2 separate regions of the Homo sapiens genome follow, and region 2 is linked to region 1. Evidence: chromatin loops called from intact Hi-C (ENCODE). Cell type or tissue: dorsolateral prefrontal cortex. All regions are shown on one strand. Links, peaks and the distances in the headings refer to the core of each region. The heading gives the core; the rest is flanking DNA.

What was found. Peaks named below come from ENCODE experiments on the same cell type or tissue, not always from the same donor. Only the 100,000 strongest peaks of a DNase experiment are listed, where the experiment ranks them.
Region 2: a loop joins it to region 1, with 7 times the contacts of the local background. A loop is called at or near these places in 26 of 110 quality-filtered maps.

Annotation. Positions count from the first base shown.
Region 1 is chr5:7,736,752-7,752,870 of GRCh38, reverse strand. ADCY2 (adenylate cyclase 2) reads right to left here. Exons shown (of 25, transcript NM_020546.3): 15 at 9,119-9,203. Among named protein-coding and RNA genes, the nearest start is that of CFAP90, 110 kb to the left of the region's middle. In dorsolateral prefrontal cortex, for the core only: CTCF peaks have their summits at 6,347 and 6,549 (motif pointing right); a DNase peak (open chromatin) is centred at 6,570; H3K27ac peaks cover 4,501 bases.
Region 2 is chr5:7,252,087-7,268,205 of GRCh38, reverse strand. No RefSeq gene overlaps it. Among named protein-coding and RNA genes, the nearest start is that of LINC02123, 88 kb to the left of the region's middle. RefSeq lists enhancers at 1-747, 4,095-4,862, 5,036-5,584, 5,585-6,133. In dorsolateral prefrontal cortex, for the core only: a CTCF peak has its summit at 7,049 (motif pointing left); no DNase peak of the experiment used is centred there.

The sequences.
Region 1 (16,119 bases), core at 3,360-11,359:
GATGGGGACAACGAGCAGTGGGGTGTGGTAGGAAAAACGTGGGATGAATCCCAATGTTCTTAATCCAGTACATGCAGATCTTCCTCAGAAAAACAAAATGTTCATACATGCTCCACCAAAAATATCAGCCAGCTTCTCTTCCTTCCCTCTCTCTTTCCTTTTTTTTTTCTTCCCTTGTTTTGATCCACTTGCAATGGAAACAACTGGTAGTCTCTCAAATTAAGTTAAATCTAAATTTTTCACTCTAAAATTAATTCTTCATAATTTAACTTAATCATTATAAAAGTAGACTTCATTTACAGTTTCATTAGTTTCCATTTTAACAATAAGATGAGACACTTGAAGAGAAGTAGAAGCTCATATTAAGTGAACTTAATAAAATGAAAAAAAAAATCCAGAAAAGTTATAAAGATATCAGAGTGGCTGAGAAGCAAACTTTTATTATTAGAAAAACGAAATCCATCTTAAAAATCTTGCTTGGAAAATATAGTGGTTTCATGTTTCATATAAACATGTACTTTTGTGTATTTGCCTAAAGGAACATCTACTTTGGCATTTTAATTAGCTGAGGACCGTCATTCTGAATGGCAGGAATAAGCCGGAGCAATAATTACTTGTAACATTTAATGTCACAAAGACTGTGATGTGTACTTTGATTATTTAATTGTCCTTTAATTTCCCATAGGAAGACTTCTTTATGCCAATCAATCATATTTTACAAAATCAACCTGTTTCTTCTTTTCGCCCTGGGTGAGCCACATCCCTGCACTGTTGCTCCACTGGGTACCACATTGCATCATTTTTGCTGACATGCTTGTCTCTGGCCAAATGCAGAGGTGGTTGAGGACAGTGACCATATCGCACTTGTCTCTGTTTTCCCAGAGGCCAGTATAGTGTTTGTTAAATGGTAGGAACTCGTCAAATACGTGTTGATTCTGTTTACTATTTTTAATGATGGACTCAAAGGGAAATTACCAGGGCACAGAAACAAAGAGAGAGCTCAGTGATAAAGGAACTGAGGCTGTGGGGTGGGTCCAGGAGTGTCCTGGATCAGGACTCAGGCTATGGCACTTAGGGGGTGAGCTTTTAACACCCATAGGGAAAAGAAGATATTTCCTTGGGCCAGCCAAACGTGGACAGCTGCAACTAAGACTCTTGAATAAAATCCAGAGCCTCAAACTGCTATACTTTCTGTACAAAGAAGTCTAGAAGAGCCCCATTCACTAGCTCAGGGAAGTGTCAATAAGCTTCCAAGGATCAATCCAAACCCTAAAGTGTTGGGTTTGAAATCACATTACCTGATTCATAATAAGAATTCCAAATTGAAGGGTTGTTAATTAGGTCAAAACCAGAGAAAATCCTTGGGGCTATGGCAGAAGCAAGAATGACACTGCTGGTAAATGATACTTTAGACTACAGTGTGCAGGGATGTCCCATCTGGGGGCTGGGGCAGTTCCTCCTGAACATAACCTCACAATAAAAACCAAATTATAAAGTACCTAAGGCAATGGACCATATGAGGAAGAATCAAAAGACATTAGAGGTAGTCGAATTAGCACCACGAGATCTGCAGATACGACAACAACCTGAAATAGCTTCTAAATTAAGATTAAAGTAACAAAAGAGGGATTATAATCCATATGAATGAGTGAGTTGTTAAGGAAAAATAACAAGTATTTTTTAAAATGAGCCACATAAACTTTCTAGAGATGAAAATGTAGATATTGAAATTAAAAACTAAATGGTTATTGAGGAACTGGATGAACTGCCCGTGAATGGGAGAGGCTATGAAACATCTCAGGAAATAAACCACAAAATAGCACAGAAAGATAAAGAAGTGGAAAATAGGAAAAAGAGACTGAGACACAGAGGATATGATGAAGAGATTCAACATACCTCTGATAAAAGTTTGAAAAAAGCAGAACAGAAAGACCAGGGAAGAGACAAAACACAAGGAGATATTGGACAATGACGTTGCAGACCTAGAGCGGATTATGAGGTCTGTGGTAGAGAATACACAGCTGAGTCTCAAAAATAAAAGTCAGGCTGCACTTTGACACCTGGAATCTACTGCCCATGATACAAAGAGCAAATCCTACAAAAACTCCCACCGAGACAAGGGACCAAGTGTCTACAACAGTTAGATGGACAGGAGAGTTAATCTCATTCCCACAGAGGCCAGGAAATTATGGAATCCTGTTTTTAGAATGTTAGAAAAAATTATAAATAATCACAATGGGGAAAAGATAAAGACTTTTTAAAATACAAAATCTGAGTGGGTATATTATATACAAACCCTCATGGGAAGGATTATAAAAGGAAGCATTTTAGTAATATGGAAACTGAGTCCAGAAAGGTGGAATGGTATTTGGAAAAAATAGTAAACAAATACATTGTTTAACAAAAACAGGAATAAACATTGAATAATTTGAGCAGTTTAAGTTTAGAAAAATTTAAACCATGCTAGTATGGAAGATGAGAAAAATTACCAGACTCAGAGCATGGTCCCTGTATTGTTCAACAAGAAAGTGGAGATATTATTAATAATATACTTTGTTAATCATGTGTACATGTTACGGTTTTAAGGTAATAACTGAAAAAACAAACTAGAGTATATAAGTTCCAAGTCACTAGAGAGAATAAAAGAGAATAAACTCCAGGAGTCCAAAAGAAGGCAGAAAAGAAGGAAAAACAAGTAGAAGCAAAAAGATACAAATTGGGTTTTAAAAGATTTTAGTAATAATTATAATACAGGTAAATGGATCACACTTGTCAAATAAGAGAGAGAGATGTTTGGATCAGAGAAAAGGACATAGAGCTACATGCTGTTCACCAGAGACACACCTAAAACCTATATCCTTTTCATTGACAAGGAAAAGCTGAAAGTAGAAAGATGGAACAAGGAACACCAGGCAAATACTAACCAAAAATAAAATATGGTGGAGGGATATTGACAGGAAAGAAAACAGACTTCAAGGGAAAAACACTGCTGTGGGGTAGAAAGCTTTTCTATTAGCTGTGTGACCTACTTTCCCTTTCCCGAGGCGACCTCTCTATTTGCGCTTTTATCTCTGCCTGGAAGAACGTTGGTGGGCTGGCATCGTATTATCTCTGCTATTGAAAGCACAAGGTAACAACACTGAGAGAAAAATTTCTTCTGATATTTTCTGGCATTTTCATTTGCCGTATCCAGCATATGCGTTCTAAAGGTGTTTTGGGGGTTGGTTTGTTTGGTGGAATTTTTGGTTAGAGTCACTCTCTTGTATTTATCATAGAAAGGTAAGTCTGCCTCAGGTAGTTTAGAAAGTTAAATCTGACTGTGAATGTGCACTTATTACTATTACTGCTACAATGACAACTAGTACTATTTTTAATTGCTAATTGTAATGAAAATGTGAACTTGAATCTCTTATTCTAGTCTTAGCTTCTGCCTAGATAAAATGGATTATTTTCATTATCAAATAAAATAATGTCTGAAAATACTTTGAAGGACTATTATATGTATAAAACATTTTGTAAAGTATTATTATAATACTGAGTACTTTCTTACTAGATTACTTTAATCTAAACACAATTATAAATTAACTTAAAAAAATTATCAAATGTCTTTTAAGATGAATTTACACTTTGCCCAGAACCTAGTTTTAAATAAATGGGACCAACAGCTGAAAAACATACTTTAGGAAACTAGAGTAGAGAAGAATAAGAATAGGTACTATGTGAAGTTACCATGACTTACCAATGTGATTTTGATCAATGGGTGCTGAGTAGTCACAAGGCAACTTTGGTGCCATGCTGGTCCATGTCCATGAACATGGGCATCCCTGCCTAGTGCTGGGCACCGTCTGCCTGTGACTCACCCCACACACAGCCTGGCACCCTCTGCAACCTGCTTCTACTATAAGGTTCCAAGGCTTGATTCCAATTCTGGTTCCAACACCTACTTGCTATATACCACTGGGAAGGCAAGTTATGTAGCATCTGTGAGCCCCGGTTCTATTAAACTGTCAAATGGATATTACCTCCAAGGGCCCTTGTGACCATAAATGAGCCAGTAGAAGCTAAGTGCCTAGCAGAGTAAGTAGGTATTTTTAATATAACATTTACTACTTATAAACTATGATGAGGCTGGAATCAGAACCACTCATTGGGATCTTGCCCATCATAAATAGTTTGGATTTATTCCAAAGGTTCTTACCCAAGGATAGGAAGCCTTTGCAGACCTCATAGTCATTGCATTCCTGATTCTACTCCAAAGCCTCCATTTGCATCCTCAAGAAGCCTGATTACAGCTTCTTCAGCATTTTGTGTGTGTGTGTGTGTGTGTGTGTGTGTGTGTGTGTGTGTGTGTTGGAGGGTGGGGGGAAATGTTTATTTTAAATAATTGGAAATAAAAACTCACTTAAGTGGATGGCACCTTTGGAGTCCTTGGTCCCTCATCCACAGAATTAGAGGCTGGATGAGGTTATCTCTAGGTTCCCTCTCACCTCTTGAGTTTTAAATTCTGAAATGCTAAATAGCATCCGATGTAGAAAGCATTTCAGAGTCAAGGAATCATGGTGAATGTGAGCAAGAAATTTCAATGCAGTGTGACGAAGGCCACCGACTTACCATCCCTTCTCTCACCCACACATTCCTTTACACATAGAACCCGCCCTCCTGCTAAGCCATCTGGAGAAGGTCCCCTAGGGCACATATTTCTCTGCCTGAGAATAGCTGGCAATGGTGAGATGAAGGGGCTGCTATATGGGCCTAGGAAGGCACCTGAGGCAGAGGTGTCTAAGGAGATCCAACAAGTGAGAACATCAGGATGCCAGGCCCAGATGCAGAGGCTGGGAACCCGCCAGAATGCGGAGCAGGATGCCATGACTGTGAGCTGGATTCAGAGCTTCAAGTTCGGAAGGAGTCCAGTTGGGGTGAGAATGGGGGTGGAATGTTTTCTGAGCAGTGGTACCAGGAAACCGCACTTGGGTGCAACCCAACATTCCTTCAAGCAGATTGATATTAAATATTTATCTTGTGTTTTTCAAGTGCCTGAAGTAGTACAATGAACAAAATAGGGCTACAGTGAACTCACTGAAGATCTTTCCATCCACAAGAATAAAAGTAATAACGCAAAATGGGAATCCCGGCCAGCCAGCATGAGAGGAGTTGGTGGTGCAAAGGCGGGCTCTTCAGAGTTGGATTATGAAAGTTAGATGATAATTTCCAACAGAGGAGACAGCTGGAGGCACGTCAGAGTCAAGGAATCATGGCATATGTGAACAAGGCATTTTGACGCAGCGTGATGAAGGCCACTGACTCACATTCCTTCTCTCATCCACGTGATCATTGACACATAGAGTCTGTCCCCATGCTGGGACATTTGGAGAAGGTTCTGCAGGGGACACCTAACTCGGCTTGAGAAAGGTTGGCCTCCATGAGATGAGGGAGTGCTAACCAGAGCCGGATGAGAGGAGAAAGTAAGAAAGGACCCCATAAAAATGCTACAGTACAAGGAACTCTATATATTCAAGGGGAAACAGAAACAATTTAGAGGTCTCAGTGAGATCTTATATGATGGAGGCTAAGCTACGTGACACAGATTGTCAGTCCCACGGTGTAAAAAGAAGGGCTTGGTGCAGTTTCAAGGTATCTTGGAAGGTGCCCGGTGGCTGGGCCCACCCACGTGCACAAGAACTGAGACCTGGGCAATGTGGGGGTAGCAGGGAGCCAGCATGGGGCATGCCTCGGGTGGGAGTGAAGGGGCCGATGGAGGCGAGGGCTGGGCTTCTCACAGAAATAATGATCACAGAAAAGAAATGCCTGCCATGTGTTTGAGAACATGTCACTGAACAAATACCTGTACGATTTTTCTATCAACAGGAAAAAATCTGCAATTCATCATCACCATTTTTTTTGCCTATTTTGATATTTTTCTACCTTTTTATCAAGGCCAGTTGTAAAACAAGCAATCAATTTGATTTATTGGCATTACGCTTTCTGTGCAACAGAGAATGACAGAGGCAAAGCTCTTGGAAGAAAACATTAGCCAGGCTGACCTCTCTTCAGCTTCCTTTATGAAGTATTACATTTTATGTTATTTCTTCATACGGAGAACTGAAAGCTGGTATTAGAGCACAAATACTGTCTTTGGCATCGAAGTTTTCAGAAAGTTACCATACGTTAATAGAAGGCAAGTTTCGGGTATTGAGTACTCTTTAATAAACTCAGTATTTAATTCATAATAAATGCAAATCATTATAAAACCTTACACAACTGGGAAGCTATTAAGAAGCCAGGGAATGAGCACTTAGGAAGTGACAATGTTTCTCCACGACCACTGCGGAATATTTGTGATGAGCAGTTTTTGACTGAATTTGGATGGCAGAGTGCAGAGTGCACTTAAGCCTTCTTAAATTGGCTGTACACCAATATATTTGATGTTGCAAATTAAAAAATCCTTAAAGAATGATTTAAACAGTAAAAAAGGACCTATTATTAAAGTGAAAAGAATTCCTTCTTGATTTTTTTCATGGATTACATCCAAGGAGGAGGAATTGCAGCTGGCCACTAGAGGGAGCCTCATTCACGGATCTTATGGAATCAAGTTTAGGAGGACCAAGTGTCGCCACGTCTAGGCTTCCTGGGCACTTTGACACCATCCAGGCTTCTTGTGAGGAGGAGGTAAGCACCAATGCATTTGTAGCATTGAAATCTTCCCTTTGTGATACCACGGAGTCAAAAAGAACTTTCTAGCATGTGGCCTGTGGAGGCCAGGGTCCTGGGAAGCTCCAGGGACGGGAGGGCAGGAGGAGCTGTGGGTGTCACCTTGACAGCTTACCGGGGCCTCAGGCTGGCCACAGGAGGAGCTATGAGAGGGGCAGCAGGGCGTGGGATTCCAGCGAGGCTGAAAGGGAGGCACCAGAGAGGAACAATGCTTTCCCACAGACGCAGCAGAGTTGTTCCTGAGATATTTTTTTCTGCCCCCAGCTCTATGTTTCTTTAATATAACAACTTAGAGAGTAGAATGAAAAAAAGTCAGCCTGATACCCTAAATATACCACATGCCCCCATATCCAAGACCAGATTCCCTGGGATAGAAAATGATAAATATGGCTAGTTAGTCACAATGATCTGAACTGACTTAATTAGAACTAGGTTGGGATTTCCAATGGAACCACCAATGATGGTTCCTGTTTTGGAAACCTGAGACATGGGCTTCAGGAGATTTGTGGGGGCAAGGAAGAGAGCAGGGGAGCCTGTGTGCCTTTCCACCTGAGGGATGATTCCGGGAACATAGAAAACCAGGCTTCTTTCTACAATAAGCGTTTTCAAACTTTGCCAAAGAGTTCCATCAGGGCCTTTCGGAGTGGATTCATATTAACCAAGGGTCTTCCCTCCTCTATACAACCCACAATGTCTTCAGGGGGTTTCAGAGAATCGAGATGCTATGTGTGCATTTGGGTAAAGCAGAAGCCACAGTCCCATTTTTGGAAGAGCTTTCAATACAATTTGAAACATCTAAACTATCAAACAGTAAACAAAATCCACACAAGTTTGCAAAGGTATAAGGCACAGAGGACAAAGTGCTTACAGTCGACTGCGGAAAGGCAGAGACAAGCTTTGGAATCTTAACCACCCTTGGCCAAAGCCTTTCAGCACATCAGACTGGAATGCAATGGACAGCGTGGGGGTCAGGACTGCCACTTTTCAGAGCTTTTGAAGGGAGGACGAGGATTCTAAGAGGCCACTATCGCGCTGTCCTGATGTTGTTGCTAGCAGTAGTAGTGTGTTTTATGAAAAGCAAAACAACATTGCAATAAAGCCACAGATGCAAACTATAAACGCATGCAGAATGAGAAAAAATTCTTTCATAGAAGCCACAATACTCCTGAGAGGTAACAGACAGGCCACAAACCTCAGGAGGCTTCCTTGGCGGTGTCATCTAAATGCGTTGTTACAGTCTAACCAGCAGAAGAAATCATAATTTTGACAATGTGAAAATATCTAGACTGTAGTCTGTAACTGCAGAACTCATATAAAATGCATCCATTGAAAAATATTTTAAAGAACATTTCTATTTATTTTTTATAATAGGTTATTAATTATCATGTAAAAATTTTTATTAAAAAAATCTCTGAAGCTTCTCTTGAGAATGCCCATGGGGGCAAGGAAGAGAGCTGCTGAGAAGCTCAGAGTGGCCTCTCTGTCCCAGGTCATCTCCATTGAACAAAACGAAACAGTGGCTTATCTTCAGGGCCTTCTATCCCATTGTTTGCATCCTTACGATGCTCTCATAGACTCATGGCCAGCTAGCAACACTTGCTTTAGACTTTCAATTTTAGGTTTAATCTGTATATCCAGAACTAGCATTTAAACCTGATTGGCTTAAATTAAACACTAATAAAAGATATTTTAACGTATGCTTTCTTCAACTACTCCAACATTTTATAGCTTGAAAGTGGATGTAGCAATGTATTAGGTTTACTTTTTTTTTTAAATTTTACTTTAAGTTCTGGGATACAGGTGCTGAATGTGCAGGTTTGTTACATAGGCATACATGTGCCATGGTGGTTTGCTGCACCTATGAACCCATCATCTAGGTTTTATGCCCCGCATGCATTAGGTATTTGTCCTAATGCTATCCCTCCCCTTTTCCCCCACCCTCCAACAGGCCCCAGTGTGTGATGTTCCCCTCCCTGTGTCCATGTGTCCTCATTGTTCAACTCCCACTTATGAGTGAGGACAGGCAGTGTTTGGTTTTCTGCTCCTGTGTTAGTTTTAATCCTCCTGTACACTGAAAGCCTCATATTATACTTGCATTTGCTGCTATAAATACTCTGAAAACTTAAAGGAAATGATAAAAATATATTGACACCAAATAAGCAAGAATGCAACTTCTGATGTGACATCGAACGTTTTGAATCATCTTCATATTCGTGTCTTGGTTGTGCATGAGGGGTCCCAGTCTATATTCCTGGTTATAGACCTGAAGGGTGTGTGTTTCCTTAACTGGGATCTGGAGTTCTTGAAGTGGTAAAGCAATAAGCTCCTTGTTTTGGAAAGTTTTAGGCAAGAAATCAGCTTTCATGAAATGAGCATACTTTTCAAAGAAGCGCCACATTTGAATACCTACCAGAAGCTGTCCAGCAAAGCAGACGAAGAGGATGAAGGCCAGCAAGAGAAACGCAGCCCCAAAGGAGATGCCCAGGACGGACGTTCTACCGGGAAACAAAAAGCAGCAAGTCAGGGTGGAGATCGTTTCTCTCATTCTGGAAAGCTACCAGTAATACTTTTGGGTTAACGAGGACTTTATTAAATGCAGACTGCAATCCTCACTAAATTTTTGAGAAATAAAAATGGAGCTAAAATGCCACATACATGTCCATAGAAAAGGGTCCACACAGCGATGGCCAATTAACTTATTCTGACTCAATAAAACTGCCTCAGAAGCATCAGTTCTTTATGAAGGATAAAGAATCTTTTTAAATGACTCGCCCATGTTCCTGGCAGTTTCATGTGGCACTTGGCCACATCCCCCATCTCGGTGGCCTCTTCACTGCCAGTGAGATCCTGGCAGCTGCCGCCTTAAGGACAGCCTCACCTTGATAGCCTGGAAGTCCTCAAGTTCCACCCTTGTTCCTGTTGACCCAGGAGACATTGAGTCCTCACCCTCCCCAATCTCATGAAACCAGATTCAACCTATTTTGTTCAACATAGATGCAGCAAAATGTGTAGCGAGGCTTTTTACATGCTTGAGTGAGCCAATGAACTCAAAAGCATCCCATGATCATGTGAAAAACATGCCTACTGAGTTGCAAATCCTGCTACTGACAGATTACAGGCTTACTTATAAGAATTGTATACATATCCGAAAGGTCCCTTAAATAATTAAATAATTCAAAGCCTTTTAAAACTTAGTTTAATCCAAGGATAGAAGTTTCAGAGGTATAAAAAGGACTGAAGCACAGTGAATCATCAAAGATGAAATGCAAATGGAACATCCAAGGAGAGGTTGGATGGTGTCTGAGACCAAAATGGAACCTCATGCCAATGAGGTTGGCTAGAGACAGTGAAGAAACAGAGGATTTGGCTAAGAAGAGGAGTAACATCCAGAAACAACGTATGGGATGGAAGAACCAGATATAAGCCAGCCACAAGCTGACATCCTCCTGCAGGTGCACTCCTGTGAGTCCCACAGAAAGAGAAACAAATTGAGCAGTTAGTGCCCTGAGTAAAGCTCCTGATGCTGTCATGATGAGAAGCCACCCTCAACTCTTTATCTCAGATACCTACTCCATTAAGAGGGATGACTACAGGGACACACATCAAACAACATCTACAAAAACTTGAGTTCAAACCAACAATTGGACCTGACCCAATCAATGACTTTCGGGCACTGAGTCATGTCCTAGACATGACTCACAATGCTTTCAAACACCTGGCCTGATAATAATACTTGTTCAGATTTTACAAGTGATGATAAGACTCTGCGGGAGGGTGTGTATATACCAAGTACACCTAGATTGTTGACTAGTCTCATGGGCCGGGCTCATGCTAGGCTGTTCTGACACAAAGATGAGTAAGATGTGATCCTGCAGCAGCGGGAGGAGTGCCAGCCCACATCTCAGAGCTATGGAGGGCGCTTGCCATTATCCTCATGACTAAAGGGGACCACAGTGATTCATCTGCTGAGCTTTGATTTGCTATCTTCTCTTCTGTTTTACGAAGGAGCTCTGACAGGTTTTTTTTTTTTTTTTGGGCACTATGCTCTCCTAGCTTTTTCTCGGTGTTAAGGTAATGCCAGATTCATAAGGCTGAGTTTAGAAACAACATTTCGTCTTTTTTTTTTAGGCCCCAAACTGTTTAAATACTGAATGAACGATATCTTCTTGGAGGTTTGATAAAACTCAAGTATAAAATTATCTGATGATGATGATGATAATAATGACGGTGATGGTAATGATGGTGATGATAACAGGTGATACAGTGATGGTGACAGGGATAGTGATGGTGATATTGATAGGGATGGTGATGGTGATGACGATGATGAGGATGGTGATGATGGTGATGGTAATGATGATTATGGGTGATGGTGATAGGGATGATGATGGTATGGTGACAGTGATAGGGATGGTGATGGTGATGGTGATGGTGATGATGATAGTGATGGTGATAGAGATGGTTATGGTGATGATGGTGACGGTGATGGTGATGATGATGATGATGATAATGAGGATGGTGATGGTGATGATGATGGTGATAATGATGGTGATGGTGATGATGGTGATGGTGATGGTGATAGGGATGGTGATGGTGATGGTGATAGGGATGGTGATGGGGATAATGGTGGTGGTGATGGTAGTGGTGTGGTGATGGTGGTGGTGGTGATGCTACATCCTAAAATCTATAGAGTATTCACTATGTGTCAAGTGCTATGTATATATGTACATATATAGTTCACTTTATCCTCACAATAATCCTATATAGTAGTTAGTATTATTACCTCATTTTGCCAGAGAAACTGATACACAGGGAAGTTGAGGAACTTGCCCAAGTTATACTTCTATAACTTCCCTAAAGTTATACCTCTATTAAGTGATGTTGTCTGGATTTATGTCTACCCAGTTGTATTCCTGATCCAGGTTCTGTTTTAGAAATAGACATGTCACATTTCTGCCATGTTTATTGGTTCTGTTTCTTGAGTCAATTTTGATGATTTTCCTAGAAAATTATCTATTTCATTTAGATTTTCAAATGTAAAATATTCTATATAATATTTTCTTATAATTTAAAAACTCTCCATATTTGTAATTTCTTATGCTTAATGCTATTTTCTTTAGATCAGATTTGTGAGGTTTTGCATGTTTTGTTGACCTTCTCAAGGAATAAGTGTTTGGTTTATTATTAAGGTCTGTTCTTTCTTTCTATATTAATTAGTTTCCGATTCAACTTTAAAAAATTTATTTCTTCTTCCTTAATTAAACTTATATACTTTATCTTGGATTGTCATTTGTTAGAAAATATTTTGTATTTTCTAATAAGTGCATTTAAGGACATAAATATTCTACTAGTTACTGCTTTTGCCAAATCCCACAGCCTTTAATTCATAGCTACTCATTATAACTCTTTTCTAAAAAGCCTATACTTTCAATTTCCATTTTCTTTTAATACTAAAAGTAACTCAGAAGTCTGAATTTTAAATTCCACAAGAATATTATTTTTGGTTGGTTCTTGTTATTTCTAATTTCATTTGATTTTATCAGAGATTGTGGCCTCTATTATTTCACTTTGACAATTTATTTTTCTTCTGGGATGTGATAAATATGCTCAACTTCTATGTCTTATGAATTTTTGAAAATTCTATGTGTTTTTTATGCTGGTAACAAAGTGTTTCTCTAAATATAACTATTGAAGGAACCTTATGAGTTAGTCAAATCCCTAATGGGCTGGCTTGCTTGATCTGTCAATGTTAGAATATATTAACATTTCCAACTAGGAGTGTAGGTTTGTCCATGTATTTGAACATTTTAACACTTTCTGCTTTATTTATTTCAAAGAGACTCTGAAGTGCATAAATATTTATGACTTAAAATTTTGTTGCCTGAATCATAATAAAAATCTTTTTTTTAAATGCTGAATACTTTTCATTTGAATTCTTTATTGTCAGGAATTTATATTATTGATATTTCCTTTATTCTATAAGCTGTTTCCTGGAATAGCTGTTCTATATCCTTTATTTCCAACCTTTCTCATTTTATTTCGGCTAGATCTCCTACACGTGGTGTAGATTTGGCCTTTGGTTTGTAGCCCCAATCTTTTAGCCTCTTTCCATGAATAAGACATTTTTATCCATTCACAAATATAAAATTTGTTAATATTTGACCAATTCTTTCTATCTTATTTTCTTAAAATGTTGGGTAGAATTCACACACAAATAATCTGGGTATGAAGTTTCCTTTGTGGGAAAAATTTTTAAAACAAATTCAATAAATAGATACATGCACAGTTAAATTTTCTATTTGTTTCAGCTTTTGGTAAATAGTCTTTTCAAGAAACTCATTTTATCTAAATTGTAAATCTGTTTGGCCTCAAGTAATTTATGGCATTTCATATATATCCTGTTAATATCTACAGAGTCTGTAGTGAGTCCTCTTTTTTCCCTTAAATTGTTAGTTTGGGTGCTTTGTGATTTTTCTCCCTGTTTTTCTTTCTTCATCAGTCTTGCTAGTGGTTTAGGAATTTTCAGTCTTTTTCAAAGAGCCATATTTTGGCTTTATTAATTTTCACTACTGATGGTTTTCTATTTTATTGATTTCTTCTTTTTAGTATTTATGCCTTTCTAATTGCTTGATTCTAAATTGCTCATCTTTTTCTGCTTCCTAAGATCGAAATTTGGACAATTGATTTTTAACTCTTTCCTCTTTTCTAATTTTAAAGCATTTTAAAGCTACAAATTCCCCCCTAAATTGCTGCTTTAATTGCAATCCCACACATTTTGATACATTACGTTTTGATATTTAAACATTTTTACATTTCGCTTGTATTTCATATTTGACTCCTGGGTTAGAAGCATATAGTTTAACACTAAAATATTTGGGGATATTTTAAAATATTCTATTGTTAATGATTTCTAATTTGATTTTAGTGTGGTTAGACGTCAGACTATATGATTTTTTTGTCCTCATATTTGTTTCTGTATTTTCAAATTTATGGAGATGCTTTTATGGCCTAGTATAAGTAATATCTTTGTAGGTTAATGTTCCATGTGCACTTTAAGTAAACAAGTATTTTTCAATTCAGTTTAGTGTTTTATGAAACATTAATTAGTTTTAGGAAGTTGATATTGTTGCTCAGACCTCCTATATATTCCTATTGGTATAATAATAATAACTAGAAAAGAGATACTAAATATCTAATTCTGACGTAGATTTGTCTCTTTTTTTCTTTGATTTTGTCAGATATGCATAAGATGCTTTTATGGTCTACTGTAGGTTAAGTGCTTTCATATCTGTCTTTTATAGATCCGTTATTAGGTATAAGCACATTTTATGATTTTACGCCTCCTGGTGAAATGACCTTTTTATCATTACTCACTATCTATATTTATCTCTGTTAATATTTCTTGCCTTCATAACTACTTTGTCTGATATTAATATATGTATAGTAGCCTCCTTGTGCTTATTGTTTACATCAGATACGTTTTCCATCCTTTCACTTTCAAGCTACCTAACTTGTATTTAAAGTGCATCTCTTGTAGAGAGTATATGGCTTGGTCATACTTTCCTTTGGAGTATTTAGTCCTTTCCCATTTATAATGTTTGAATTTAATCTTACCCTCTGGCTATCTATTGTTTATTTGCCCCATTGCTTTTATTTGTATAGTGTGGTCTGTCACATTTGTTGCTACTACTTCAAACGTACCATTTTACTATCTGTTTTATATTTGTCTCATTTATTTTTGTTTTTCTGTTCTTCCATTATTATTTTATTAATTAAATATTTAAAAGTATTTTTCATTTCCTCTTGGCTTTTTAGCTATCCTTATTTTATTTTTAGTGATTGCTCAAGGCTTAATACACGCTGTCCTAACTTATCATTAGTTATTTGGCATTAATATTGTGCCACTTCAAAAAATACATGACACAACAATTTAATCCCATTCTCATAAGAATTCTCAGTATATGTCACATGTCATTGTTTTTGCATCAGATCACCTGTTGTCTTTTAGAGACATGAAAAATAAATACATTGTCTTTTATACTCTCTCATAAAGTAAGCATGTCCAATACTTTCCATTCCTTCCTTAGATTCCTTTTTCCTTCTGACATAATTTCACTTTAGCTTGAGGAACTTCCATTAGCATATCTTGTAGGTTTGCTGGTGATGAATTCCCTCTTTTTTTACTTGCAGAATGTATTTCATCTCGACTTTGAAAAGGAATATTTGAGTTGAATGTTTAATTCAGGGTTCATCATGTTCCTATCAGTGGTTTAAAGATGTTCAAGTGTCTTTTGCTTTCCATCATTTCTGATAAGAAGGCAGCCATTTATTCTGTCATTGATCCCTTGTATGTAATGTCTTTTTTTGTGGGTGCATTTAATGTTTTTCTTTTTTCTGGTTTCCAGAAGTGTGACTATAATATGCCACATGTGGTTTCCTTCATATTTATCCTGCTTGATGTTCATAGAGATTCTTGCCTTTGGAGAGTGATGGATTTTAACAAATTTAGGAAAATTTGTCACTAAGTGTGTTGGTAATTTCTTGTTTGCTTTCAAGTATATTTCTATCCATCTCTTAGAGACTTCATTTCACAGACTCTTTGTCAAATGTCTCTAGCTAGTTTGGCCGATGAGAACTGGTGGGAGACTGGAAGGCAATGGAAAGAAAGAGATTGGGTATTTCTTTTACTCTCTACTTAGCAGCCATTTTCTGAATGGCCTGCAACTCCTGCCTTTTCTAAAATTCCAGATCCTTGTCAGACAACACCTTACCTTCGTCTAGCTCTAGCTTTGCATGGTTCTAGCATCTGCAAGAAAGCCCAGGAGCCTGGGTTTCTGCTAACAACACCTCTATCCTGTTTCCTTACAAGTCTAGAGGTGGTAGGAGGTTTCTTCTGTTGCTAATATCATGGCTAGTATACTATCCCCTATTTGGTTTATCAGCTTTTCTCTCATTCTGTAAATACTTCTTTATATTAAATTCCCTTTCGGAAATACCTAAGACAATTTGTTTTCTTTATTGGAGCCTAATCCATTAACTAGATAAAGCTTTCTCTGGGCACTATAATATCATTAATAGTTAGGTAGAAACCTAGGGAAGAACTGTAACAGTGACTTCCCTAAATTCCTTCCTTTTTCTTTTGAAAATAGCAAAAAAAAAGTTTTTACTTGAAGTATTTATCATTAGAAGTATTGAGCAAATATGTATATATTCCTTGGGTTATGCCATACTCTAATTTTTTTTATAAATGGAACAAGGGATTATGGAATTATATTGGCCTTCAATTAAACACATATCAACTGATTTAGAGACAATTATGTGTTAATCTACTAACAAATCATAAGGTTTATTTTGTGAATCAGAGTTTAAATAATGGATTCTTGTACTACAATGAATTATATAGGCCTTTGTTTC
Region 2 (16,119 bases), core at 3,031-11,030, 480 kb after region 1:
CTGAGGACAGGCCTGACTTCTGAGAAGGGAAAGTGGTAAAAGTATTGTCCAGTCCTTTTTAAGTTGGTGGCTGAGCTTGGGGAGGTGTGTTTTTAAAAGACCTTTAGTCCGTTCTACTTTTCCTGAAGGCGGAGGACCGTAAGGGATATAAAGGTTTCACTGAATACTAAGAGCCTGAAAAACTGCTTGGCTGATTTGACTAATGAAGGCTGGTCTGTTATCAGACTGTATAGAGGTGGGAAGGCTAAACTGAGGAATTATGTCTGACAGAAGGGAAGAAATGACTGTGGTGACCTTCTCAGACCCTGTAGGAAAGGCCTGTACCTATCCAGTGGAAGTGTCTACCTAGACTAAGAGGTATTTTAGCTATCTGACTCAGGGCATGTTGAGTAAAGCTAATTTGCCAGTCCTGGGTGGGGGCAAATCTACAAGCTTGATGTGTAGGGAAGGCAGGGGGCCTGAATAATCCCTGAGGAGTAGTGGAATAGCAGATGGAACACAGAGAAGTTATTTCCTTGAGGATAGATTTCCATGATGGAAAGGAAATGAGAGGTTCTAAGAGGCGAGCTAGTGGCTTGTACTATAGTATAACCTGCCTTTGCTGGTGTGTGGCGATTAGGCCTGGTGGAACCGCCATCAATAAATCAAGCGTGATCAGGGTGAGGAACAGGAAGGAAGGAAATTTGGGGAAATGGGGTGAATATCAGGTGGATCAGAGAGATACAGTCATGGGGGTCAGGTGTGGTATCAGGAATAATGTGGGAGGCCAGATTGAAGTCTGGGCCAGGAACAACGGTAATTGTGGGAGACTCAACAAAGAGTGAGTACAGCTGAAGGAGCCGGGGAGCAGAAAGTATATGCATCAGGTATGAGGAAGAAAATAGATTTTGGAAGTTATGAGAACTGTAGAGAGTGAGTTGAGCATAGTTTGTGATTTTGAGGGCCTCTAAAATATTAAAGCAGCGGCAGCTGCTGCATGCAGACATGAGGGCTAGGCTAAAACAGTAAGGTCAAGTTGTTTGGACAGAAAGGCTACAGGGCGCGGTCCTGACTCTTGTGTAAGAATTCTGACCGCACTAACCATGCCTAGGAAGGAAAGAAGTTGTTTTGTAGAAGGTGTTTGGGTTTGAGAGATCAGTCGTACACGATTGGCAGGGAGAGCACGTGTGTTTTTACGAGAATTATGCCGAGATAGGTAACAGATGAAGAAGAAATTTGGGCTTGATTGAAGTAATGGGGGCTGTCTGTGAAGCTTGGCGGCAGTACAGCCTAGGTAATTTGCTGAGCTTGATGGGTGTCAGGGTCAGTCCAAGTGAAAGCAAAGAGAGGCTGGGATGAAGGGTGCAAAGGAATAGTAAAGAAAGCATGTTTGAGATCTAGAACAGAATAATGGGTTGTAGAGGCAGGTATTAAGGATAGGAGAGTATATGGGTTTGGCACCACGGGGTGGATAGGCAAAACAATTTGGTTGATAAGGCGCAGATCCTGAACTTAACTTGTAAGGCTTGTCTGGTTTTAAGACAGGTAAAATGGGGGAATTGTAAGGAGAGTTTGTAGGCTTTAAAAGACCATGCTGTAGCAGGCAAGTGATAACAGGCTTTAATCTTTTTAAAGCGTGCTGTGGGATGGGATATTGGCGTTGAGTGGGGTAAGGGTGATTAGGTTTTAATGAGATGGTAAGGGGTGCATGATCGGTTGCCAAGGAGGGAGTAGAGGTGTCTTATACTTGTGGGTTAAGGTGGGGGGATACAAGAGGAGGACGCAAAGGAGGCTTTGGATTGGGAAGAAGGGCGGCAATGAGATGCAGCTGTAGTCCAGGAATAGTCAGGGAAGCAGATAATTTAGTTAAAGTGTCTCGGCCTAATAAGGGAACTGGGCAGGTGGGGATAACTAAAAAGGAGTGCTTAAAAGAGTATTGTCTAAGTTGGCACAGAGTTGGGGAGTTTTAAGAGGTTTAGAAGCCTGGCCGTCAATACCCACAACAGTTATGGAGGCAAGGGAAACAGGCCCTTGAAAAGAAGGTAATGTGGAGTGGGTAGCCTCCGTATTGATTAAGAGGGGACGGGCTCACCTTCCACTGTGAGAGTTACCTGAAGCTCGGCGTCCGTGATGGTCTACGGGGCTTCCGAGGCCATCGGGCAGTGTCAGTCTTCAGCCGCTAAGCCGAGAAGATCTGTGAAGGAGTCAGTCAGAGAGCCTTGGGCCAGAGTTCCAGGGGCTCTGGGAGTGGCTTCCAGGTGAGTTGAACAGTCTGATTTTCAGTGGGGTCCCACACAGATGGGACGCGGCTTAGGAGGAATCCTGGGCTGCGGGCATTCCTTGGCCCAGTGGCCAGATTTCCAGCACATGTAGCAAGCTCCTGTGGGAGGAGGTTCTGGAGGAACGCCTGGCCGCTGCGGTTCAGGCGTTTGGAAGTTCTTGTGTGCTGGAGATGTGGCTGGGGTTTGTCTCACAGTGGAGGCAAGGAATTGCAACTTTTTTCTATAATTGTACACCTTGAAGGTGAGGTTAATTAGATCCTGTTGTGGGGTTTGAGGGCCGGAATTTAATTTTTGGAGTTTTATTTAATGTCGGGAGCAGATTGGGTAATAAAATGTGTTTTGAGAATAAGACGGCCTTTTGACTTTTTAGGGTCTAGGGCTGTAAAGTGTCTCATGGTTGCTGCCAAACAAGTCATGAACTGGGCTGGATTTTTATATTTGATGAAAAAGAGCCTAAACACTATCTGATTTGGGATGAAGAAAAAGGAGCATTAAATTTGACTATGCCTTTGGCTCCAGCCACCTTTTTAAGAGTAAATGCTGGGCAGGTGGGGGAGGGCTAGTCATGGAAAGAAACTGTAAGCCCGACCAGGTGTGAGGAGGGGAGGTGATAAAAAGATTATAGGGTGGAGGAGCGGAGGCTGAGGAAGAATTGGGACCTAGCTCGGCCTGGCGAGGAGGGAAGAGGTCAGATGGGTCTGTAGAAAAGGAAGATTAGAAAGACTCAGCGACGCTTGGGGTTGGGACTGAGGGGACAGGCGGGAGGGAAAGAAGGAAGATTTGGGAAGAGTTGCACTGGGCACAGAGACTAGGAAGGGACTGATGTGTAAAAGAATGCCTGGATGTCAGGCACCTCAGACCATTTGCCTATTTTACAACAAGAATTATTTAGATCTTGCAGGATGGAAAAATTCAAAGTGCCATTTTCTGGCTATTTGGAACTACTGTTGAGTTTGTATTGGGGTCAAGTGGCATTGCAGAAGAAAATAAGGCCTGTAGGTTTTAGGTCACGTGTGAGTTGAAGAGGTTTTAAGTTTTTGTGAACACAGGCCAAGGGAGTAGAAGGAGGAATGGAGGGTGGAAGGTTGCCTATAGTGAAGGAAGCAAGCCTAGAGAAAAGAGAGAGTAGAGAAACAGAGGGGAGGGGTTCGGGGGTTCTTACCTTCCAGAAAAGTGGGAAAAGGGGTTGGGGTGCAGAGATAAGAGGTCAGGGCATGGAAATAAGGGATTGGGGCACAGAGATAAGAGGTTGGGGTGTGGAAATAAGGGATTGGGGCACAGAGATAAGAGGTTGGTGCGTGGAAATAAGGGATTGGGGGTTATTGCCTGGTAGAAAAGCGGGACTTGCCGCTAAGGGTGAAGGAGAAGGGGTTGAGGGGTACTTGCCCCTCTCCCAGAAAAGCAAAGAAGGGGTAGAGACAAGGAGAGAAGGGGTTGTGGTACTTGCCCCTTCCCCAGAAAAGCGGGACTTGCCGCTAAGGGTGAAGGACCAAGGCAGGCATCCCTGCGTGGTCTGACACCCTTGAAACATGGGTGTATAATCAGAGAGGCGTCCCTGCAATGATTAAACACCAAGGGGAGGCTGCCTTCCCAGTCCGTGACCGGCGCCGGAGTTTTGGGCCCACGGATAAAACGTGTCTCCTTTGTCTCTCCCAGAAAATTAAAGGAATTGAAATTAAGAGAAGGGAGAGATTGAAGAGTGGAAAGGAGAAAGTGGTTGAGGGACAGTGAGAGAGGTTGGAGAAGAGAGTAAGAAGAGGCCGCTTATCTGATTTAAAATTGGTGAGATGTTCCTTGGGCTGGTTGGTCTGAGGACCTGAGGTCATAGGTGGATCTTTCTCACGGAGCAAAGAACAGGAGTACAGGGGATTGATCTCCCAAGGGAGGTCCCCCGATCTGAGTCACGGCACCAAATTTCACACATATCCATGTGAAGAGACCACCAAACAGGCTTTGTGTGAGCAATAAAGCTTTTAATCACCTGGGTGCAGGTGGGCTGAGTCCAAAAAGAGAGTCAGCGAAGGGAGATAAGGGTGGGGCCATTTTATAGGATTTGGGTAGGTAAAGAAAAATTACAGTCAAAGGGGGTTTGTTCTCTGGCAGGCAGGAGTGGGGGTCGCAAGGTGCTCAGTGGGGATGATTTTTGAGCCAGGATGAGCCAGGAAAAGGACTTTCACAAGGTAATGTCATCAGTTAAGGCAAGGACTGGCCATTTACACTTCTTTTGTGGTGGAATGTCATCAGTTAAGGTGGGGCAGGGCATGTTCACTTCTTTTGTGATTCTTCAGTTACTTCCGGCCATCTGGGAGTATACATGCAAGTCACAGGGGATGCGATGGCTTGGCTTGGGCTCAGAGGCCTGACACATTGATTTACAGCCTTTCTTGTTTCATAATCTTGCAATATTTAAGTCTTTAAATTTCCCTCTAACCATGCCTTTAATTTCAAGCCACATTTTGGTATGTACTGGCTTACTGTCATTCAGTTTAAAATGCTTCTTTAACCTTCTATTGTAATTTTGGTGGGGACATTAGATATTTAGAAGTATAGTGCTTAATTTCCAACTGTGAAGATACCCTAGTTATCTTTTTTGTTATATTTAATTTAACTTCAATGGCATTAAATAACATGGTTCTAGATTATTTCACTTAAGTCTGAAAACATGAATTCAATCCTTAAAAATTTACTAATGCTTCCTTTATGGCTCAGCGTATGCACAGTTTTGGCAAATTGTTTGCATGCACATGAAAAGGTTATATTCTAAAGTTGTTGAGTAAAAGTCTATATACATTGTCTTCAGATCAAATTTGTTAATCTTGTTCAAAATTTTAATATTATGTTAATTTTTTCTGCTTATTTGGGTGTGTTAAAAGCATTTTTCTTCTTATTCTATCAGGCATTTTGCTTATCTTTTTAGTTCTGGTAAATTTTGCTTATGTTTTCGAGATATAAGCCTATACAATTCTTATGTATTCTTAATTTTTGAACTTTTATTATTGTGAAATATCTCCCTTTATTTCTAGTAAGGCTTGTTGTTTTAAAGTCCATTGTGTTTCACGAGTGGAGCTACACCATCTTGCTGTATGTGAACCGTATCTTTTTTCATCATTTTTCTGAGTTTCTTTTGTTGTGTTTCTATAAATTGCATTTAATTGGCATGCTTTTTTTCTAATGTGTGTATCATATTTTCAAGTTGTAACTTTCATGCGCGTCCGTGTGAAGAGACCATCAAACAGGTTTTGTGTGAGCAATAAAGCTTTTAATCACCTGGGTGCAGGCAGGCTGAGTCCGAAAAGAGTCAGCGAAGGGAGATAGGGGTGGGGCCATTTTATAGGATGTGAGTAGATAAAGGAAAATTATAGTCAAAGGGGGTTGTTCTCTGGCAGGCAGAGTGGGGGTCACAAGGTGCTCAGTAGGGGAGCTTTTGAGCCAGGATGAGCCAGGAGAAGGAATTTCACAAGACAATGTCATCAGTTAAGGCAGGAACAGGCCATTTTCACTTCTTTTGTGGTGGAATGTCATCAGTTAAGGCAGGAACCGGCCATCTGGATGTGTACGTGCAGGTCACAGGGGATATGATGGCTTAGCTTGGGCTCAGAGGCCTGACAGTAACATGTACCACAACTTCATTCTTTTTTACTGTCAAATATTTCATTTTATTTATCCATTCATCAGTTGATTACTATTATTACTATTTGCATAATATATATTTTCCATGATTTTGCTTTCATCCTATTTGTATACTTGAATTAAAATATGGCTACCCTAGACAGCATTAATAGGATCTTACTTTTTTTATCCAATCTGACATAATCCCTGCCTTTTGATTTGCTTATTTTATCCATTCACATTTAATGTTATTATTAATATTGTTGGATTTATGTCTGCCATTTTACATTTTGTTTTCTATACATCGTCTTTTTTTTTCTCTAGTTTACCCTTACTACCGTCTTTTGAATTAAGTGACTATTTTAAGGCAATAATGTAATTCTTTTGACAATCTTTTCACTATATTTTTTGAGTTAATTTCTTCCTGGTTGTTCTAGGGATGATAATATGCATATTAACTTGTCAAAATTAACTTCAGATTTATACTAAATTAATTGTAAGAAAATACATAAATGCTATTTATATGCCTATTTCTTTTCTTTTTCTGTGTTATTACTATTATGTCTATTATATCTATAGGTGTTACAATTGTGACAGAACACTATTACAGCTCCTGCTGCATAATTTTATGTCTTTTAAAGAAGGTTAGGGAAGAAAAAAAGAGAAAAGCTGTACTTAAAGAGTTGTTAAATAAATGAGTCAAAGACAGCTCTTGTATGTTGGCCCTGTTGTGTTTACTTCATCATGGCAGCCTGAGACGTTTAGTGGAAAATTTCTTTTACACAGGTTTTAATTATAGCCCAAGGAAGCAAAAATGTGGGCATTTAGAGCCTTCCTTTTCTGAATAACCCACAAAACTATGCCCAACACCTACTTGTAATAGGTAAAGTAAGCCTTGGGCAATAAAAACCCCAAACCACTGCTGCCTTGGATTTCTCTGACCCGGAGACCCTCCCTCTCATCATCCTGCTGAGCAATAGCCTCTAGATAAGTGAGCACTCTCCCCGGTTCCCCCACTCCTGCAGGAATCCCTGTGTACCCCTCCCCTCCTGGGCTGTGGCTCCCTGGCATTGTCTTTAGAAGGTCTCAGGCTCTGAGGAATTTTCCTCTCCCAGGCAATCCTCTCAAAGCAGCACTGAAATAAAGCTTGTTGTGCTTTACTGCCACCTCGTGTTCATATATTTTTCCTTGCTAGGCCCCAAATCCCTCAAACTCTCTGCAAGAGTTTTCGTGTTAGACTTCGTATTTACCTTTGTGGCTTTCTCCATTGTTTTCTTTCGATTTCAAGTTACCATTTGGTATCATTTCTTCACCCCAATATAGCTTTGGTCCCAAACACATCCTTGATCAAATATATTTCTATAGGTTATAAGCCCACTAATACAATTACATAAATGTTAGTTTATAGTATTGCTTTTTTATGTTAGTTAAGAGAAGAAAGGAGAAAAAATATGCAATCATGCCACCTTTTATAAGTACATGATGGCCTTTGCTGATGATCTGTGTTTTTATGTTGAGGGGAGGGATTTGAATTGCTAAGGTTACTTACTTTCAGTCTGAAGCTCAAATGCCGTAGAATCTCACTGTCCTTGGTGAGAATTAATAGATTTTCTTGAATAAGTGTTCCTTCATTTGTTACATGCCCTTAGGACAATTCCCAAGGGCATTCCAAAGATATATATATATGTGTATATATATATATGTATATATATATATGTATATATATATGTATATATACACATATATATATACATATATATATATACACATATATATATATACATATATATATATACACACACACACACACACACACACACACATATTATATATAAAACTATACATATCAAAATTTTAACCAGTGGTGGTTGGTTGTTTCTACAGGTCTCTTTACACTGCCATTCCAGAAGTCATTCTCTCATCTTTGTCTAATTTTAAAGTTAGTCTTGTTGTTTTTTTTTACCTGATAAACCCTTTGCACCTAAGTGCGGTGTTCATTGCATTTGTCCTCTGTGAGGTTCATGTATTCCTTTTCTGCTTTTTCCTCCCTGGGCTTTGCATCCACTGTCTCTCCATCTTCAGCCTAGATAATTTATAATTTGTCTTCAAGTTCACTAATTCTCTCCTCAACTAAATCTACTCTTGCTTTAACATTATCTGTTGAGTTCTTTTTAGTCATTCTATTTTTTAACTTTAGAATTTTCATTTTTTTGTATTTCCAAATTAATTCTGTTTTGTTTTTAAAAATTCATTTGTTAACACTGTGATTTTAACATCTGCATGTAGCTAAATTAACTGGATTTCTTTTTTTTTCTATTTTCTCTCTTTGTCCCTTGGTTTTCATTAATTTTGTTTTTTGGATATCTGATTTTCTGCGATTGAGTGTCACATAATTTTTTTTATTAGTTGTATAGACAATTTTAAGCTTTAGATTATCTTATATTTCTCCAAAGCATTTTGCAACTGGCAGGCAACTAGGTGAGTATCATTATCAGTCTCAGAACACTTAACCCCAACTAAATACTGGTATGAAAAAAATGTGAGCTTCAGTCCACACAAGAGCTGACCTTTTCCCATTTAATCCTTGATCCCACACGGCGAACCTCAAGACCCTAAGCCAAAGCTAGTGTGTTTTCTGGGACTTCTTGGTAGTCTTACCCCTCTTGTGTTGTGTCTTTTCATGGGTCTTGGGCCTGAAATTTCTCTGTACTTGGTAGCTCTTCAGTGCCTTCAGACAGATTTTTGTTTTGTTTTGTTCAATTTTCCCTTTTTCTTTTCCAGTGGGAGAATTAGTCCAAAACTCTTTCTGGTGTGCCATTACTAAAAATTAAACTTCATAAGTGTTTTTGGTGATCACCACTTAAATATATCTTAAGTCCACAGGGATAATACTAAAGTATAACTCATTAAGTATTTTTAGTAAGGTATTATTTAATGAATTCTAGGCATAGTATTTTCAGATTAAATAAATATAGGACTAGAGCCTAAAATTCTAAAGATATTGATATCTCACATTTCTCCTAGATAACCACTCCCTAATAGGTTACTTATACTTTTGTTAAAAGTACTTTTAAGAATCTGCAAAGTGCCAATTCAAAATTTACCACTGTAGTATACTTGGAATACAGATAAATTCTTTGTAGATACCTCAAGATTTTATAGCATGAAGAAATTATTTTGTCTGGAAACTTCATGATTATTTGTTCCTAATCAGAGGCATTAACTTTATAAATTACATGAACAGTTCTCATCAGTCTGGTAAGCGTACATTACAAATGCAGATATCTGCTCTGCAGAAATGAACTCTGTTATGTGAGTGCAGATAACAAAGAATCATAACCTGGTAGGACAGCATATCAGCAATGACTTATCCAAAGGACAAAATACAGGAATTAAGTGAGCACCAAGCCAAACACATCAGGAGCAATAATGCGTGTGAATGCCTGGTGACATTGAAGAAGTGACACATTTTTTGATGAGCTGAATGAAGACCTATGTGGAAGGTACCCAGAGGGAAAGTAATAAGATCTGAGGCTGCAGATGTGTGCAGAGAGTAGATCATCCAGTACTTGTAGGCCATGCTGAAATCCTTGGCTGATACCACACAACAGCCGTGAGTGAAATATTTGTGTGATTTAAGCAGAGAGATAACATCCCATTTTCATAGGAAAATAATTCTTCTGGTTTTGGTGGGGAGATTTAAATTGGAAGAGAAGCAATAATCATAGGTTATTAACTGCTCTGAAAGACAAAGTGAGAGTAGTATATTCTGTGATTACAGGATATAAAATCCATGCAGATGGAAAAAAACCATTTTGGATATTGTAGTCATACATAAAATTTAGAAACTTTGAAGGTCTTGGTCAGAATACCTCCGTTTTAGGAAACAAGGCTGTTTTAAGGAATTACGGTGGTATATATTGGAGATTGTCAATATTTACACATTAAGATCAAAGGCCACAGAAATAAAACATTGTTAAACCTGAATCAATGTTACAGTTGAAGGAATTTTAACTTTGGTTTTCTACTTCATTTTCATTTTGAGTGTTGTGCTGGATGGGGGCGTGGTCCCCCAACATCTGCTTGGCAAGAGTCCTTCAAGAAGCAATTTTCTCTCAGCCACAGCTTGATAGGCTGCCTATCTTCCTTTTTAGAAATCTACCCTTTGGCATCATATTATTAACTGCCCTCCACTACCACTGGTAGGAATCAGGATAGATTGAACAGGTGAAGAATTCCTAGTAGTTGTGAGCACTCAAGAACAGCACGTGTTGTTAAGTTTCATGTCATTGCAGAGAAGTGAAAAACCCTCTCTAGAAACAGACAAAGTGTAATTCCTAATGACATTTTGAGCCAGATAATTCTTGGTCATGGGGGCTTTCCTGTGCATTGCCCGATGGTTAGCAGCATCCAGAATCCCAGCCTCTAGGTTCAGCAGCACCCTTCTAGTTGTGGCAACCAAAACTGTCTTCAGTCACAGCCAAATGCCCCCCCTTAGATCAAAACTGTCCCTCTCATTTAGATTTCAGAGTTAGGGTTTTACTGTTTTGTTTTGATTATTATGATTGTTATTGAAAATTTTTATAATGGAGACTATTAGTTTTGTGTTTAATTATTTTAAATATACGATTAACTTCCTCCAATCAACAATTTCAGTTTTGGAACTTGAATGGAGGAATATTTGTTTCCATCATAGCAAAAATGAAACTTTCCAAAATAAGAAATTGGTTAAACAAATGTGCTATGTACTTAGGAAAAATTTCAAAATATCTATTACAAATATATAAGAAAAAGACCAATTTACATAGAAAAATACTCCTGATACATTGCAAAGTGAGTGAAAAAAAGCTTGAAAGCAACATGTAGAGTGTGATATTAAACTATATATGTATCTATATTTGTATACACTGCAAAGATACATAGCGCACTATTGAGATGGCATTTTATATAATTTTTGTCATTTTTATTTCCTTTGAGCATCTCTGCGTTCTTTATCTTTATGCTTTAGAAGCGTATTACATTGGCAGTGGCAAAAAAAGTAAACCACAAATGCTGTTCCATAAAATGATCACATGTGCAGAACTTTGTGTATTTTGTATTTAATATCTACTTACTTCTGAAATAGTATGACTGAAATCAGCATTATATTCCTACAAATCACAACAAACCTGCACACACCTCAAAGGATTTTCATTTTGAGAAAGACATGCGTCAACCTAATCACCCAATAACTCAGAACTACTAATTTAAAGTAACTAATTCTTAGCTTTTGTATTATGAGACTAACAAATTTCCATGTGATTAAGAGAAAAAAAAACACAGTTATTAAATTGACTAGGAAAAAAAAAACCCTGCTATGGTTCCCTCCCTGACTATAAAGGCAACAGATAATTACGAAGAAAATCACATTAAAATACAGAGAGAAAATGGACAAGTTTTAACAGTACTATTTCCTGAAAATGGAACTTTGCAATATATATTATTTTTCTGCTTTGATAATGTTGCTTGAACATTTACAAAGGAAGTTCAATAACAATGACATAATGGACTATTTGCTACTAAGAAAATAGAGATACAATGATATCTCCAAAACAATATAACTAGAGAGTATTTGAACTATTTGCAGGCTGTTATCATTTTACACCATCCAAGTTGCATCAAAAGATGAATTATTGTTTAATAGCTCTATGCTATTACAATATATGACTAATATGCTAACTCTAGTGACCATAAAATTTATCGTTAATAATTAAAACCTTCTTAGAATTCTGAAGTTCATTTTAGAATTATTTGAATAGTGCTAACCTTAAAAACATGTCCAAAGAAGTATATTTGTTCTCTTTCAATGTATTCCAAAGAATATCCAATAGAGACTTAGTATAATTCTGCTGTCCTTAGACATTTTCTCAAAGTACCATAAAGAAAAACACTAAAGGTTGGTACTATGATTTAAATGTCTGTTTCCTCCAAAATTCATATTAAAGTTTAATTGCCTTTGTAACAGTACTGAGAGGCAGGATTGGTGGGAATGTAAATTAGTGCAACAATTGTGGAAAAGAGTATGGAAATTTCTCAAAAAACTAAAAATAGAACTACCATACAATCCAGCAATCCCACTAACTAGGTATTTATCCAGAGGAAAGGAAATCAGTATGTCAAAGGGATATCTGTACTCCCATGTTTATTGAAGCACTACTCACAATAGTCAACATATAGAATCAACCTACATTTTCATCAACAGATGAATAAAGAAAATGTGGCATATACACACAGTGGAACCTAGCATTCTACTTCATTTCAATTAAAAATTTCAAAATTCACCTATCCAACAAATCCAACACTTACTATTCTATCATCAAAAATAATAGAATCCTGTTATTTGAGGCAACATGGATTAGTCTGGAGGACATTATATTGAGAGAAATAACTCGGGCACAGAAAGATAAATATCACATGTTCTTAGTCAACTGTAGGAGCTAGAAAAAGTAAAGAGTAGAATGGTTGTTAGTAGAGGCTGAGAAGTGCATGGGAGGAAGGGAGAATAAGGAAAGGTTTGTTAATGAACACAAAATTACAGCTAAATATGAGAAATATGTTCCAGTGTCCTACAGCACTGTAGGATGAATATAGTTAATAATAATTTATAGTATTTTTTAAAAAAAGTAGAAGAGAGTGTTTTGAATATTCTCAATGTAAAGAAATGATAAATGTCTGAGGTCTAATTATTCTGATTTGACCATTACACATTTGTATACATGTAGTGAAATATCACTCTGTATCCCATAAATATACACAACTATTGTGTGTCAACTAAAAATAAAAGAAAATTTTAAAAGGAGGTGAGACCTTTAAGAAGTTAAGTCATAAGGGATCTGCCCTTACAGGTGGAATTAATACCATTATTAAATAACAAATTTGGCTTCCTCTTGCTCTCTCACTCTTGTGCTTTTCACTATGTGATGACACAGCAAGAAAGCCCTCACCAGATGCCAGCACTTGATGCTGAACTTCCCAGCCTCTAGAACTGTGAACCAATACATGTCTGCTCATTATAAATCACCCTATCCTCTGATAGCAGCACAAAACAGACTATGACAGTTGATAGTTAGAAGGGATCATCTAATTAATCTGTTCAACTCGGGTATTAGGAAAATAAATGCAAATGTAAGACAGGAGTGTATTTTAGTTTTATATTAAAACAATTTCCATGTTTACTCAGGGATTAGAATAGTGTGGCTGGTTATGTCTTCCATCATGATTAAACGAAAAACATATATATTAATAGCATATAAATATATCTTAAAGACATTTATGTAATTGGAATCCCAGAAAAGAGACTAGAGAGAATGGAGTGGAAGCAGTATTTGAAGACAGAAGGAAATAAATTATGAAAAACTATTAAAAGGACTTTATATATTAAAAATGAATACCAAAAAAATACCCTCACTGAGGTGCATTATAGACAAACATAAAAAAATTGAGAGAAAACCTTAAAAGGAGAAAAAAACAACATCACTCTCAAGGAAACAACAATCAGAGTGATAGATGAATTTTCAACAGAAACTGGAAGTTGGGAAGCATCATTAAAACTTATGAAAGGCATCTACACTTCTCTACCTTGAGAAAATGTCCTTAGATATGAAAGTAAAATAAAGACATTATCAGATTAATAAAAGCTGAGAGACATTGTCACTGGCAGGCCAACACTCTAAATAATAATAAAGAAAATCCTACAACCTGAAAGAAACACAGAATCTCAGAAAGGAATGAAGAGCGTTGGAAAATGTCCATATGTGTCTCTATAAGAGAAAATGTCTCCTCATGTCCCCTTGTAATTTTTTATAGTCCTTATTATTAACTACTAATTTATTTTTGTTGTCACCAAAGAATGTATTTTGTATGACTTGGATTTTTAAAAATCTATTAAGTCTTGTTTTCTGGTCAAGAATATGGTCTATCCTGGCAAATGTTCATGTTTAACTGAGAAGAATGTACGTTCTATTGTTATTGTTCTGTAAATATAAATTAAGTCTACTTGGTTCATAGTGGTGTTCAAAACTATCCTAAGAATACATAAAAAATCTACATATTCCTATATTTACATTGCTTCTATAATTTTAAAAAAATGCTTAGAAAGAAAGCTATAGGCACAGATGGCTTCCCTGCGCATTCTAACAGACACTTAAGGAATAAATCATACCAATTTTAAATAAAAATTTTCAGAAAACAGAAAAATATAAACCATTTCCCATTTTCTTTCTAAATGCAAGATTAATTTTCTTACCAAAATCTGACAAGAATATTACAAGTCAAGAAGATTCTAGACCAATGTCTTATTAACAGATGCAAAAATTCTTAATAAAATATTAGCAAATCAAAGCCTAGGCTATATTAAAAGGATGATATTCTGTCACCCAGTAGAGTTTATTTCATGAACAGGAGGTTGATTTCACATTTGAAATCCAGTCAATGTAATTCACCCCATGGATAGATAAGGCAGAATACTCATATATTCATCATCTCAACAGATATAGAAAAAGAAGTTGATAAAATTCAGTACGCAACCATAATAAAAGCTCTCAAAATGTAGTAATAGACAATTTGTCAATCTGATAAAGGGCATGTCCAAGAAATCTAGAACTAACATCATAGTTAATGAGGAAATATTCAATAATTTATCTTGAAATTGTGGAAAAGACAAGGATATTCACTATCATCAAGGTTTTAACGAGTATAATTAAACGTGAAAAAATTAATAAAACATATAAATATTTAAAAAGTAATGCTCTTTTATTTTCAGATGACATGACTGTGCTCTCAGAAATCCAAAAACAATCTAAAACCAAGTGGAATTAACAAGTGAATTTAGCAAACTCATAGGATTCAAAGTCAATATGCAAAAATAAGATATATTTTGAGTTTATTGCAGTAAACAGTTGAAAAACTAATAAAAGTGTTAAATTTCAAGTATTTTCAATAACATCAAAAACTTAGAAATTAATTTAACAAGGATGTGCCAGATCTCTGAAAACTACAAAATATTATCTAGAGAAATTAAAGGAGACCTAAATAAATGAGTGAATAAATAAAAAGAAAAGGTGCTCAGCTTCCATACTCATTAAGAAAATGCAGATGAAAGGCATGATGGGATACCACACACACCCTCTGGAAGGTCATGATTACAAACACAAGTGTCAGCAAGGTTGTGGTGCACACAAGTTCTTGCCAGTGCCCTGGAAGTGAGAAATACATAAGCACTTTGGAAGACCCTGTTTGACTGTTTCCACTAAAAACAATATTAAAATTAATTGACCCCACAATCTTACCCTTAAATATATAAATGAATGTAAATATATTCTAAAGAAACATTTTCTGGAATGTTTATAGAAACTCTATCCATAACTGTCAAAAAGTGGAAAAAACTCAGATACAACAGGTGAGTGGATAAAAAATAATACCCAGTGGAATAGTACACATCAATGAAAATAAACTATTGGTCAATGCAACAATCGGAAAAGCTCTTGGATATATTAGTTGAGTGAAAAAAGCCTGATGTACAAAATCACATATTCTGTGATTTCATTTCTATAAACTCAAAACAAACAAATTCAACACAAAAACAAACAAAGCTAGAATGAATAGATGCTCACAGAAGTCAGAATCTGTAGTTATTTTGGGGGGCATAGAACTGAAAGGTACCCAAGGAGATCTTAACGAGTTCTGAAAATATATCTTTTTAATACTAAGGGCTTCACACTTAAAATTATTGCAGTTACTTTATATATCTCAATAAAATGTTTAAAAGACCTCTGAAATATTCAATAATTTTTCATTAAACTGTGGAAAAGACAAGGATATTCATTACCATCAAGCTGCTTCAACATTGTATTGAAGCTTTTAATGAGTACAATGAAACATTGTTGAAGTTTATTTTAATCTAGAATTGCATCGGAACAACAAACAATTCATTGAGAAAAGCAGGTGTTCAGATTAAACTACAGTTTACAACTGTAGATAATCTGACATTTTTAACATGGTGAAGAGGTGACTGCAGTATGGCTAGAGGTTGATCTCTCTTCCCTAGATGTCTATTGAGGCTCTTTAATCAGCGCTGTCCTTTAGAAATATAACATGAATTATACAGGTCGTTTTAAAATTCCAGTAATCACATTAAGAAATTAAAAAGAAATAGGTGAAATTAATTGTAAAAAGATACTTTTATTTAACCTAATATCTTAAAATATTACCA